Linked DNA regions of Homo sapiens: all the other regions are linked to region 3. Evidence: chromatin loops called from intact Hi-C (ENCODE). Cell type or tissue: endothelial cell of umbilical vein. All regions are shown on one strand. Region 1 has its middle 140 kb from the start of MED14OS. Region 2 has its middle 130 kb from the start of MED14OS. Region 3 has its middle 58 kb from the start of MED14OS.

Region 1 (4,000 bases), 80 kb after region 3:
TCCTGATTGCAGCTGAAGCTATAAATATTCTCACCTCTACCCCTGCATCATTGCTGGGCCCACCCCTGCTCCTTTTCCCTTCGTCTTTCTGTCACTGCTGGGAAGCCCCTGCCTTTGCTCAGACTTCTGGATGCCTTCCAACTCATTTTCCTGTCCTGCACACTCCAATCCCCCATGGTGTAGGAATCCCCACTTCTGACAGTAGAGCACAGTAGGGAGGAGAGAAGGTGAGCTGAGTTTCTGTTCTCACAAGAAAACTTAGAGTGGATTTTCACCAGGAAATAACACTCTACCAAGTAACTGGTTCTTGACCATCATTAATACTAGCGTCTCATTTCCTGTGGGTGGCGTGGGCTCTGGTGGTGTGCTTAGGAACCAGTCATTCATATAGAACTGAAGAAAATCTGTTCTGAATTCTAAGACAGATTTTCCAACAAACTTTTGGATCAATACCAAGTTTTAAGTTGTCAGTTCCCTATAAAGCCCTAGGGGTGCCTAGCTTAGCTAAAGGGAAAGAATTCAAGGTTTCTGTGGGTGAAGTAAGACAGGGAACTTCAGGGGAACTCCAGAAAGAATTTCCTGGGAAATAAAATTGCATCACGGCTCACCTGCCTGAGCTGCTTAGAGTGTTCATGCTTCTACTAAAGAAGCCTTCTTCTCTCTGCAGCCCCACATTTTAAATACGAACAGTATAATAACAAACTCCACCAAGAAGAGCTGATCATTCACCACACAATGTGATTTCTAATTGCTTGAATAATACCGTATGATGGAATAATTTCCTACCCAGTAAAAATGATTTCTTTTTTTTTCAGAGTGATAATATCCTGTTAAAATATAATGCCATTCTAGACAGTGACTACACAATGGAGTGGTTTTTTTTTTTTCCTATATATAACCTTTAAATGCTAAGCATTAGGATCAAGGCAGTAGCAAGTGATAAAACAAGTTCCCAGATGAAGAAAAGAATTCTTTGGGTCTATGTTGGAATCTAATTACCCAACATCCTTGGGTAAAATAGTGAGTTGACAAATTTATGATACATAGATGGTCTTTGCTCTGTTTCTTCAGAGAAACTCAGTTGCACAAGAATGGAAATGGATTTTTCCATAAAGCTGGTGTGCAGTATAACATCTATATTTGGACAGGCACACACACACCATGTTGCTAATTTTAATGCGCCAATTAAATCCTCATTTTGTGCATCACTGAACCCATAAAAGCAGATTTTTTTTCTTTAGAAAATGAAATTGCAAGACATTTGTTGTCTAGTGACCTACTGTGCCAATAGGTATGTAGAGCATGAGGTGCTCTCTAGGAATACAGAGGAAAGTGAAGACGTGCTTTCCGTTCGTGAGGCATTTAGAACGCAGTCAATTACAAGTTCAGAGCAGAAAGCAGCCTCATATCAGAAAGATGAGAAAAGTGAGGCCTAGAGAGAAAGAATGACCTTCCAAAAGTCACACAGCCAAGGAGTGAAGTTGGTCAGATGAAAACCAGCTGTCCAGAAATGGAGCTCAAAGGCTAGCCTCTCAACAGCAGCCCTTCACAATACCCATGTGGAGGCAGGGACAATGCTGCGCTAGATTAAAATGTTTCTCTAGGTTGGGCCATGTTCCTGGCATATAGATTCTTCCATGGGGCTCATGGGAGGCTCCTTCGCTGGGCCCCTTTGATTGCAGCTCTGGTGATGCTCACCATACAGTGTTTCTCTAAAATCCACACCCCTTTTGGCTTCTGGTTCTTGGGCTGATGTGAGAGAGTGGGAGTAGAGGCTCGAATCCACACTTTCTTTAAGAAATCCTCTTTGGAAACACTTAAAACTGTTGTAGCTTTTACAGACACCACCCCTATAACTCTGAAGTCCCACTCCTAGATGTATGTGCAAGAGAAATGTGTACATATGTTTACCAAAAGACATGTGCTAAAATATCCGTAGGTATTCATAATAGCCCCCAGTTGGAAACTACCCAGATGTCTATCAACAGTAGAACGGATAAATTGTGGAATGCTCACACAATGGGATGCTATACAGTAGTGAGAATAAACGATCTACAACTACATACAGTATGGATGGCTCTCATAAATAGAATGTTGAGCAATGAAGTGAGCCACTAAGGGGTACACACTGTATGATTCCATTTATATAAAGAACAAAAAGAGGCAAAAATAATCTGTGCTATTAGAGGTCAGGATAGTAGTTACCCTTGGGGGTAGTAGTGACTGAAAGCGGGGTACAGAGACCTTATGGGATGCTAGTAATTAATCTTCTGGTTTTGTTGGGATATTCAGTTTGTGAAAATTCATCAAGCTATAAACCTGTTGTTTGTGCACATTTTAATATGTATCTTATATTTCCAAAAAGATTAACAAAAGAAGACTCCAACCTTTTTTTCTTTTTTTTTTCAAGAGTGGGTCTCACTCTGTCACCCAGGCTGGGGTGCAATGGTGCAATCTCATCTCACTGCAGCCTCCACCTCCTGGGCTCAAGCAATCCTCCCACATCAGTCTCCCAAGTAGCTGGGACCACAGGCGTGTACCACCATGCCCAGCTAATTTTTTTTTACTTTTTTTTTTTTTTTTGAGGCAGAGTCTCGCTCTTGCCCAGGCTGGTATGTAGTGGTGCAATCTCGGCTCACCAAAACCTCCGCCTCCCAGGTTCAAGCGATTCTCCTGCCTCAGCCTCCCAAGTAGCTGGGATTACAGGTGCCTGCCACCATGCCCGGCTAATTTTTGTATTTTTAGTAGAGATGGGGTTTCACTATGTTGGCCAGGCCGGTCTCAAACTCCTGACCTCGTGATCCACCCGCCTCGGCCTCCCAAAGTTCTGGGATTACAGGCGTGAACCACTGCGCTCAGCCGATTTTTTTTACTTTTGTAGAGATAGGATCTCACTATGTTGCCCAGGCTGGTCTCAAACAATCCTCCCATCTCAGTCTCCCAAAGTTCTGGGATTACAGGTGTAAGCTGCCATGCCTAGCGTCCAGCCTCTTTTTCCCCCATGGCTCCCACATGCAGAGGTGCAGCCCGCTATCACAGGCTGTCTTAATTCAGGCTCTGATCCTAGCTCCCCAACCACAGAGAACACACAGTTACCTCTTCAAGGGTCCCTTTAAAGTACCATTTCACGGACTTAAGGTTAAAAGGGGGCTCCCCATCACCTCAGGGGTCGGAGAGGGATGCCCACAGCATGGCAGTAGCCTTATCTAAAGAACCTTCTTCACAAATCCTTCTTACTTCTACCCTCTCTTGATGCCTTTGTAGTCAAAATTGTTGAGGGCATTTGAGAGTCTTAGAGCATACCTTTTGTAAAGTCAGCCTCTGTAGATCTGAGCACACTCCTTTTGGATGTCTCTTGTATTGGTGCAAAACAGCATTGGGAAGGTCCATTTTCATATCTTATTACGTAGGTAAATAAGAAATCTATCCATAATAATGGCTTGTCACATTCATGTAGTGCTTGGCCTTTATAAAAGAGAATGCAGATCTATTGCCTTAATATTCACAGCAACCCTACAAGGTAGGTGTTACTCTCGTGTTACAAGTGAGAACATTAAGACTGGTAAAGGAGAGGTGACCTGCCCTGCCTGAGCTTACACAGGCACTACATGAAGACAGGGATAGCCCAAGCCAGGGCTTGTGACTCCAGATTTATTCTCCCCCTCCCCCACCTCCACCAAGGGTAGGCCAAGGTGGAGATGTACCAAGGCAGAGAAAGAAGAGCCTGGGAAACTTCTGCTTGCTGTTCTGGGATGTGAGCTTTGGAAGATACCAGAATGGGTTTGAATGGCAAATCTACTACCTATCAAGTGCATGATTTGGAGTTAGGTTATTTCACCTCTCTGGACCTTAGATGATAACATCTACTTCTTATGGTTCTTGTGAACATGACATCCAATAGCCATGTGAAATGCCTTTTAAAGCATAAGGCTTTAAAAGGATATTGGTTTTCTTCTCCCTTTGAACAAAGCCTAAGGAAGTCTAAGGAAGAGTAGGTGGG
Region 2 (4,000 bases), 73 kb after region 3:
TGTTTGCTCTATTAAGCCACTGAGGTTATGGTTCTGTTTGTTATGCAGCAGGAACCTAATATACTCCTTTTATTAATCCTAATTGAATTATCCTAATTTGATTGTACCATCTGTTTTCTTTTGAGATCCTGACTAAATCACTGCCTATTTGCAGATGTCTTAAGGGTATACAGTTGACCCTTGAACAATTCAGGCTTGAAATGAACAACGCAGGTCTATTTATACACAGATTTTCTTGTCTCTGTCACCCTTGAGACAGCAAGACCAACCTCTCCTCTTCCTCCTCTCCTCACCCTACTCAATGTGAAGACAACAAAGACAGAGACTTTTATGATGATCCACTTCTACTTAATGAATAGTAAATATATTTCTCTTCCCTTTAATTTTTTAATATTTTCTTTTCTCTAGCTTACTTTATTGTAAGAATACCATATAATATATATAAAGATATATATATATATATCATACAAAATACGTGTTCATTGACTGTTTATGCTATTTGTGAGGCTTCAGGTCAACAGTAGGCTATGAGTAGCTGAGTTTTTCAGGAGTCATGGATTTTCTACTGTATAGGGGATTGATGTCCCTAACCTCCAAGTTGTTCAAGGGTCAACTGTATGTAGATTTCCAGCTCAGACCTCTTCTCTCAGTCCCAGATCCAAATGTAGTCAGTGATCTGCTTGATATCACCTCTTGGATATCACAAAAGCACCCAAAACTCAACACTCAATCTTCTGTCACAAACCTGGTCCTATTTCACTTGATAGTACCAACAATTGAAGAAACCTGTGAACTGTCCTTGACTTCCACCTCCCTGTCACCCCTATATTTAAGCCATCACCAAGTCCTATTAATTTAACCTCCTAAATGTCTCTCATATTTGTTCTCTTCTTTTTTCCACCACCACCAGCCCCACCTCAGCCCAAGCCACCAGTATCTCTCACTTAAAATATCCTCCCAATTGGCCCCTTTCCAGTTTGTTCGCCACACAGAGGTCAAAGATATCTTTGTGAAAATTCAGTTTTGATTATGTCCCATCCCTCAGTTGAAGCTTCTCAATGGCTTCCCATTGCTTTTAGGATAAAGACCAGAATATTTAACATAGGCTTCAAGGTTCTAAGTGATATGGCCCCTGCTCCCCTGCTTCATCTCCCCATCTCTACTTTGGCCACATGGCCTCTTTCTGCCCTTCAAATTTGCTATGCTCCATCTTACCACTCACTGTTACCTCTCCCCTAAAGCTCTCTCCCCCTTCTTTGCTGTGTTAATGCCTGCTCCTGCTTCACATGTCAGCCTAAGCCTTACCTCTTTGAGGTAACCCTTCCTGACCTCCCTAAATCTGCCTCATAGCATTATGTATTTTACATTTGTTTGTGTGATTGCTTTTAATATTGGTCACCCCCTACTCCTATCCACTATAATGTAATCTTCAAGAGGGCAGAGGCATGTTTGGTTTTGATCATCGCTGTATTTGCAGTGCCCAGCCAAGAGTCTGGCACACTGTAGGCACTTGGCCCCTATTTGTTAAACTAATAACTTGATAAATCAGGGGTTGGGCTAGAACATCTCTAGGGTTCATGTTAGCGCTAACTTTCAGGGCTTCCTTTTCAGATCCTTCTTGTAGATCAGAGGGGTGATGGGGAAAGCAGCCAACTGTGGTAAATTAACAGCTTCCACACAGTCAAAGCTGTTGGTTAGAACTCAAAGGAGCCCTTTTCCTACTTCAAAGATACTGCATGGCAGGCACCAGCATTGACCGGCCAGATAGTTTTCAAGGAATGCTTGATACAGGCCAGCAAACTAAGTGCCAGAAATCCTGGGACAGAGACTTTTGCCAAGAGATTCCCTGCTCTGGTGAGCTGAGCTGAGCTGAGAGATGGCTCTAAATGTCACTGATTAATCATGAAGGGTGCTTCTCAGCCATTCCAACACTCTGCTTTTGCTCCTTTTCAGGTCTTCACCCTTCGGCCCCTTCTAGAAAAACCCCAAGTGACTGCTGTCTAGAAATATCCTCAGATAATTGGCTTGGCTGATGCCCAGATGTCCCTTGTCTTATATTAAGGTGTTGGGGAAGGAGGCAGGGACAAGTTACTCTTCTAGCTCTTGCATTGTATGATTCTGTTATTCTAAATTTTGAGAATTTTTTTCCCTTTTAAAGAGTGAATTAATTCTATTTTGACAGCATGACTTGGATCCCATCCAGGGAAAAGAGGTAGGAAGTTCCAGGGATGTGAGTCATCTATCCACCGGGGCTGGAGGCAGTTCTTCTGTTCTTATCCCATGACAAGGACAAACTCTCTGTCAAGGTCAGATCATGTTCTGAATCCATACTCACCAGGCAGCCTGCCATTTCCAATGGCAGCTTCTCCTGGGGCTCAGGAAGGAGGGCTTAGGTGAGGCACCTGGACAATTTGGTCCTTAGAAAAGGGTGTTCCTCTGACTGTGAGTTAAGAATCTAATATCCTGTGTGAGGTGGGAAAAAGAAGTGAGTGCATGGCTGGGTCCTGAGTTTGGGTGGTAGAAAAGGTCTGTTTATAAGATGGAATACTATACAGCAGTATTGACATGGATGCCCTAGAGCCACATTAGCAACATGGACTAATTTTTTTAAGCTTTATTTTATTAATTGACACCAAAAACTGTACATATTTATGGGATACAATGTGATATTTGAATACATATATACATTGTATAATGATCAAGTCAGGGCAATTAGCAAATCCATCACCTTAAACATTTATCATTTCTTTGTGGTGAGAACATTCAAAGTCCTCTTTTCTAGGAAATTTGAAATATACAAAATATTGTTAACTATAGTCACCCTACTGTGCCATAGAACACCAGAACTTATTCCTATCTAACTGTAACTTTGTCCCCATTGACCAACCTCTTTCCATACCCCATCTCCCCACCCTCCCCAGCCTCTTGTAACCACTACTACTGTCTACTTCTATGAGATCAACTTTTTTAGATTCTGCCTATGAGTGAGATCATGCAGTATTTATCTTTCTGTGCCTGGCTCATTTAACATAATATCCTCTAGGTTCATCCATGTTGTTGCAAATGACAGAACTTTATTCTTTTTTACAGCTGAATAGTATTCCATTATGTATATATACAATATTTTCTTTATCCATAGTATTCCATTGTATATATTTTATTTTTATTTATTTGAGACAGAGTCTTGTTCTGTCATCCAGGCTGGAGTGCAGTGGTGCGATCTCAGCTCACTGCAACCGTTGCCTCCCAGCTTCAAGCAATTCTCCTGCCTCAGCCTACTGAGTAGCTGGGATTACAGGTGCCCGCCACCATGCCCAGCTAATATATATATATATTTTTTTGTAAAGACAGGGTTTCACCATGTTGGCCAGGCTGGTCTGGAACTCCTGACCTCAAGTGATCCACCCTCCTCAGCCTCCCAAAGTGCTGAGATTACAGGTGTGAGCCACCACGCCTGGCCCCATCATGTATATATACAACATTTTCTTTATCCATTCATCCACTGATGAACACAGGTTGACTCCATATCTTGGGTATTATGAATACTGCTGCAATAAACATGGGAGTACAGATAACTCTTCAACATGCCAATTTCATGTCCTTTGGATATATAACCAGTAGTGGGATTGCTGGATCATATGGTAGTTCTATTTTTAATTTTTTGAGGAACCTCCAATACTGTTTTCCATAATGACTGTACTAATTTACATTCTCACCAACAGTATGTAAGGGTTCCCGTTTCTCCACATCCTTGCCAACACTTATTATCTTCTGTCTTTTTAGTAACAGCCATTCTAACTAGTATGAGATGATATCTCACTGGTTTTGATTTGCATTTCCCTGATGATTAGTGATGCTGAGTATTTTTTCGTATACCTGTTGGCGATTTGTATGTCTTCTTTTGAGAAATGTCTATCCAGGCCTTTTACCCACTTTTTAATCAGATGGGGTTTTTTTTGGCTATTGAATTGAGTTCCTTCCATATTCTGGATATTAACCC
Region 3 (4,000 bases):
CCGGGTGCTGTGGCTCACCCCTGCAATCCCAGCACTTTGGGAGGCCGAGGCAGAGGGATCACCTAAAGTCAAGAGTTCAAGACCAGCCTGGCCAACATAGTGAAACCCCGTCTCTAAAAATACAAAAATTAGCCGGGTGTGGCGGCGCACACCTGTAATCCCAGCTACTTGGGACGCTGAGGCAGGAGAATTGCTTGAACCTTGGAGGTGGAGGTTGCAGTGAGCCAAGATCACACCACTGCACTCCAGCCTGGGTGACAGAGTGAGACTCCATCTCAAAAAAAAAAAAAAAAGAAAGAAGTGAAATATACGAATTATTCTGAAAACATTATTGTGCTCTGTGGTATAGAACAGAACAAAGGTAAGAACAGCAAGCATAGGCAAGACTATAAAGAGGATACCCATGGAAGGCTAATTATTAACACTTATCTTTTGTGATTTTTAGCTTGAGGTCCCCAATCTCTTCACATTGGTACTTTGGGTGTTCTTCTGGGTCAACGGAGGTGACTCTGTTGGCTTCCCAAGTCTTTACTTGGGTATAATGAATCCAAGAGTCTATTCCAGTGACCTTCACTGCCACAGGAGTAGAAAGGAGTACAGTGTAGGGTCCCTCCCAACCTGGGCCTATAGAGAGAGAAAGGGAAGGGATATCACTTTTACTAGCACTAGGTCCCTTGGGTTGAACAGAGGTGGCCCTGGTTCACGGGATTGGGCCTCCAACAATTGTTTCAGTTCCTGTTGGAAATGGACCAAAGAGGTTATGTGCTTAGTTAAATTAGAGGTTTCTTGGTCTAGCAAGAGATAACTGGTGAGAAAAGGCTATCCACACATCATTTCAAAGGGACTCAAACCTAGCTTTGAAGGAGTGTTTCTGACATGTAGCAGGGCTATGGGGAGAAGGGTAGTCCAGGGGAGATGAGTCTCCTGAGACGGTTTCCTGAGGTGCCTTTTGATAATATCATTTGTCTTTTCTACCTTTCCCGGGGATTGTGGTCTCCAGGCATAATGAAGATAGTACTGTAGAACCAAGTGCCTTTGAGACCCCCTGGGTGACGGCCACCTTGAACGAGGGGCCATTATTGCTCTGGAGATACTTAGGAAGTCCAAAGCAGGGAATTATCTCATTGATTAGTACTTTTATCACCTCAGAGGCTTTCTCTGTCTGACATGGAAATGCTTCTACCCAGTTAGTGAACGTATCTATTTATAGTAGGAGGTACTGGATGCCCCTTGTCTTTGGCATATGGGTGAAATCCATTTGCCAGTCTTCCCCAAGGTAGCCGCTTGTCTTTTGAGTTCCTGGCCAAAGACGCTGTCGATTAAGGAGACTGTTTTTAAGGCAGATCTTGCCACCATTAACAACTTGTTTAACTCTTTGTATTAGATTTTTACCTGAGAACAATCTCTGGGCCAGTTGATAGGTTTTATCCTTACCTAGGTGGAAGGCCTAGTGAAGGCTTTTAAGTACTTTCCATTGGTTGGCAGCTGGTAGATGAAGCTTATTGTCCTCCGATTGTAGCCATCCTGAGGACTGCAGGATGTATCCCCAAGAGGTGGCCCATTCTATTTCTGCAAGAGAGTATTGAGGTTTTATTTCTCTGATGCGGCCCTCCCAGATCAGTAGGGCTTCAAGTGGATCAGAGACCTGGGCCCCCTTGCTGCTGATTTAGCTGCTTTGTCCTCCAGCCTATTTCCCTCGGCTATCTCATCCATCACTCTTTGATGGCCTTTACAATGTATTATTGCCAGCTCCCATGGGAGGAAAACCAAGGAAAATAGTCTTATTAATTTCCTGATGGTATTCAATGGGAGACTAATTAGCTGTGAGGAAGTTCTTCTCTTTCCAGATAGTAGCATGGGCATGGAGGACTAGGAAAGCATACTTAGAATCAGTATAAATGGGCCAGGCGCGGTGATTCACGCCTGTAATCCCAGCACTTTGGGAGGCCGAGGCAGGCGGATCACCTGAGGTCAGGAGTTCAAGACCAGCCTGACCAACATGGAGAAACCCTGTCTCTACTGAAAATACAAAATTAGCCGGGCATGGTGGCGCATGCCTGTAATCCCAGGTACCCGGGAGGCTGAGGCAGGAGAATCGCTTGAACCTGGGAGGCAGAGGTTGCAGTGAGCTGAGATTGCGCCATTGCACTCCAGCCTGGAAGTGCAATGAAGAGGAAACTCCGTCAGAAAGAGAGAGAGAGAGAGAGAGAGAGAGAGAGAGAGAGAGAGAGAGAGAGAGAGAGAGAGAAAGAATCAGTATAAATGCTGTTTTTCCTTTGCTTAACTTGAGCGCCCTCTTGAGGGCAATTAGTTTGGTTAGTTGAACACTTGTGCCCTAGGAGAGGTGCACTTTCAACTATATCGTTCATATAGCTGTTGCATACCCTGCTTTATGGGTTCTTTGTTCTACAAAAGAACTCCCGTCCGTAAAGAGAATCCAGTCTGGGTAAAACAGACTCGGGGCTGTTGCAGGGGGCACAGTGGGAGTGAGATCAGCTCTTTGGTTTGTGTGGGAGCTGGGTGGGGCCTGTGACTGCCGGCTTTCCCCCACTTCCCTGACAACTTGCATGACTCAGCAGAGGCAGCCATAATCCTCCTAGGAACACAACTTCAGTGACCTGGGAATCTCACCCCCATCCCCCATGGCAGCCGCAGCAAGACCCGCCAAGGAGAGCACGCCTAGCCCTGCTCCCACCTGATGGTCCTTCACTACCCACCCTGGTAGCAGAAGGCAAAGGACATATAATCTTGGGAGTTCTACAGCCGTGCCTACTGCCAGTCCCTCTCCACACTATTATAGTTGATGCTTTCTGGAAAGCACCACCTCCTGGCAGGAAGCCAACCAGCACAAAAATAGAGCATTAAACCAACAAAGCTAAGGACCCCCATGGAGTCCATTGCACCCTCCACCACCTCCACCAGAACAGGTGCTGGTATCCATGGCTGAAAGACTCACAGATGGTTCACATCACAGGACTCTGTGCAGACAACCCCCAGTACCAGCCTGGAGCCGGATTGACTCACTGGGTGGCTAGACCCAGAAGAGAGACAACAATCACTGGAGTTCAGCTCACAGGAAGCCACATCCCCAGAAAAGGGGGAGAATACTATATCAAGGGAACACCCCATGGGACAAAAAAATCTGAACAACAGCCTTCAGCCCTAGACCTTCCCTCTGACAGAGGCTACACAAATGAGAAGGAACCAGAAAACCAGCCCTGGTAATATAAGAAAACAAGGCTTGTCAACACCTCCCAAAAATTACACTGGTTCACCAGCAATGGCTCCAAACCAAGAAGAAATCCCCTATTTACCTGGAAAAGAATTCAGGAGGCTAGTTATTAAGCTAATCAGGGAGGGACCAGAGAAAGGCGAAGCCCAATGCAAGGAAATCCAAAGAAATGATGCAAGAAGTGAAGGGAGAAATATTCAAGGAAATAGATAGCCTAAAGAAAAAACAATCAAAAATTCAGAAAACTTTGGACACACTTTTAGAAATGCGAAATGCTCTGGAAAGTCTCAGCAATAGAATTGAACAAGTAGAGGAAAGAAACTCAGAGCTCGAAGACAAGGTCTTTGAATTAACCCAATCCAACAAAGACAAAGAAAAAAGATTAAGAAAATATGAACAAAGCCTCCAAGAAGTCTGAGATTATGTTAAACACCCAAACCTAAGAATAATCAGTGTTTCTGAGGAAGAAAACAATTCAAAATGCTTGGAAAATATATTTGGGGGAATAATCAAGGAAAACTTCCCCAGCCATGCTAGAGACCTAGACATGCAAATACAAGAAGCGCAAGGAACACCTGGGAAATTCATCACAAAAAGATCATCGCCTAGGCGCACTGTCATCAGGTTATCCAAAGTTAAGACAAAGGAAAGAATCTTAAGAGCTGTGAGACAGAAGCACCAGGTAACCTGTAAAGGAAAACCTATCAGATTAACAGCAGATTTCTCAGCAGAAACCCTACAAGCTAGAAGGGATTGGGGCCCTATCTT

The links. A loop is a pair of places that touch in the nucleus more often than their neighbours do. Peaks named below come from ENCODE experiments on the same cell type or tissue, not always from the same donor. Only the 100,000 strongest peaks of a DNase experiment are listed, where the experiment ranks them.
Region 1: it touches region 3 in a loop (15-fold over the local background); 2 of 110 quality-filtered maps call a loop at or near these places.
Region 2: a loop joins it to region 3, with 8 times the contacts of the local background. A loop is called at or near these places in 2 of 110 quality-filtered maps.

What each region holds. Positions count from the first base shown.
Region 1 is chrX:40,871,493-40,875,492 of GRCh38, forward strand. No RefSeq gene overlaps it. Among named protein-coding and RNA genes, the nearest start is that of MED14OS, 140 kb to the left of the region's middle. RefSeq lists an enhancer at 78-157. In endothelial cell of umbilical vein, no CTCF peak of the experiment used is centred here; a DNase peak (open chromatin) is centred at 49.
Region 2 is chrX:40,865,290-40,869,289 of GRCh38, forward strand. No RefSeq gene overlaps it. Among named protein-coding and RNA genes, the nearest start is that of MED14OS, 130 kb to the left of the region's middle. RefSeq lists an enhancer at 1,795-2,294. In endothelial cell of umbilical vein, no CTCF peak of the experiment used is centred here; a DNase peak (open chromatin) is centred at 2,232; H3K27ac peaks cover 798 bases.
Region 3 is chrX:40,791,923-40,795,922 of GRCh38, forward strand. No RefSeq gene overlaps it. Among named protein-coding and RNA genes, the nearest start is that of MED14OS, 58 kb to the left of the region's middle. In endothelial cell of umbilical vein, a CTCF peak has its summit at 2,311 (motif pointing left); a DNase peak (open chromatin) is centred at 2,339; H3K27ac peaks cover 707 bases.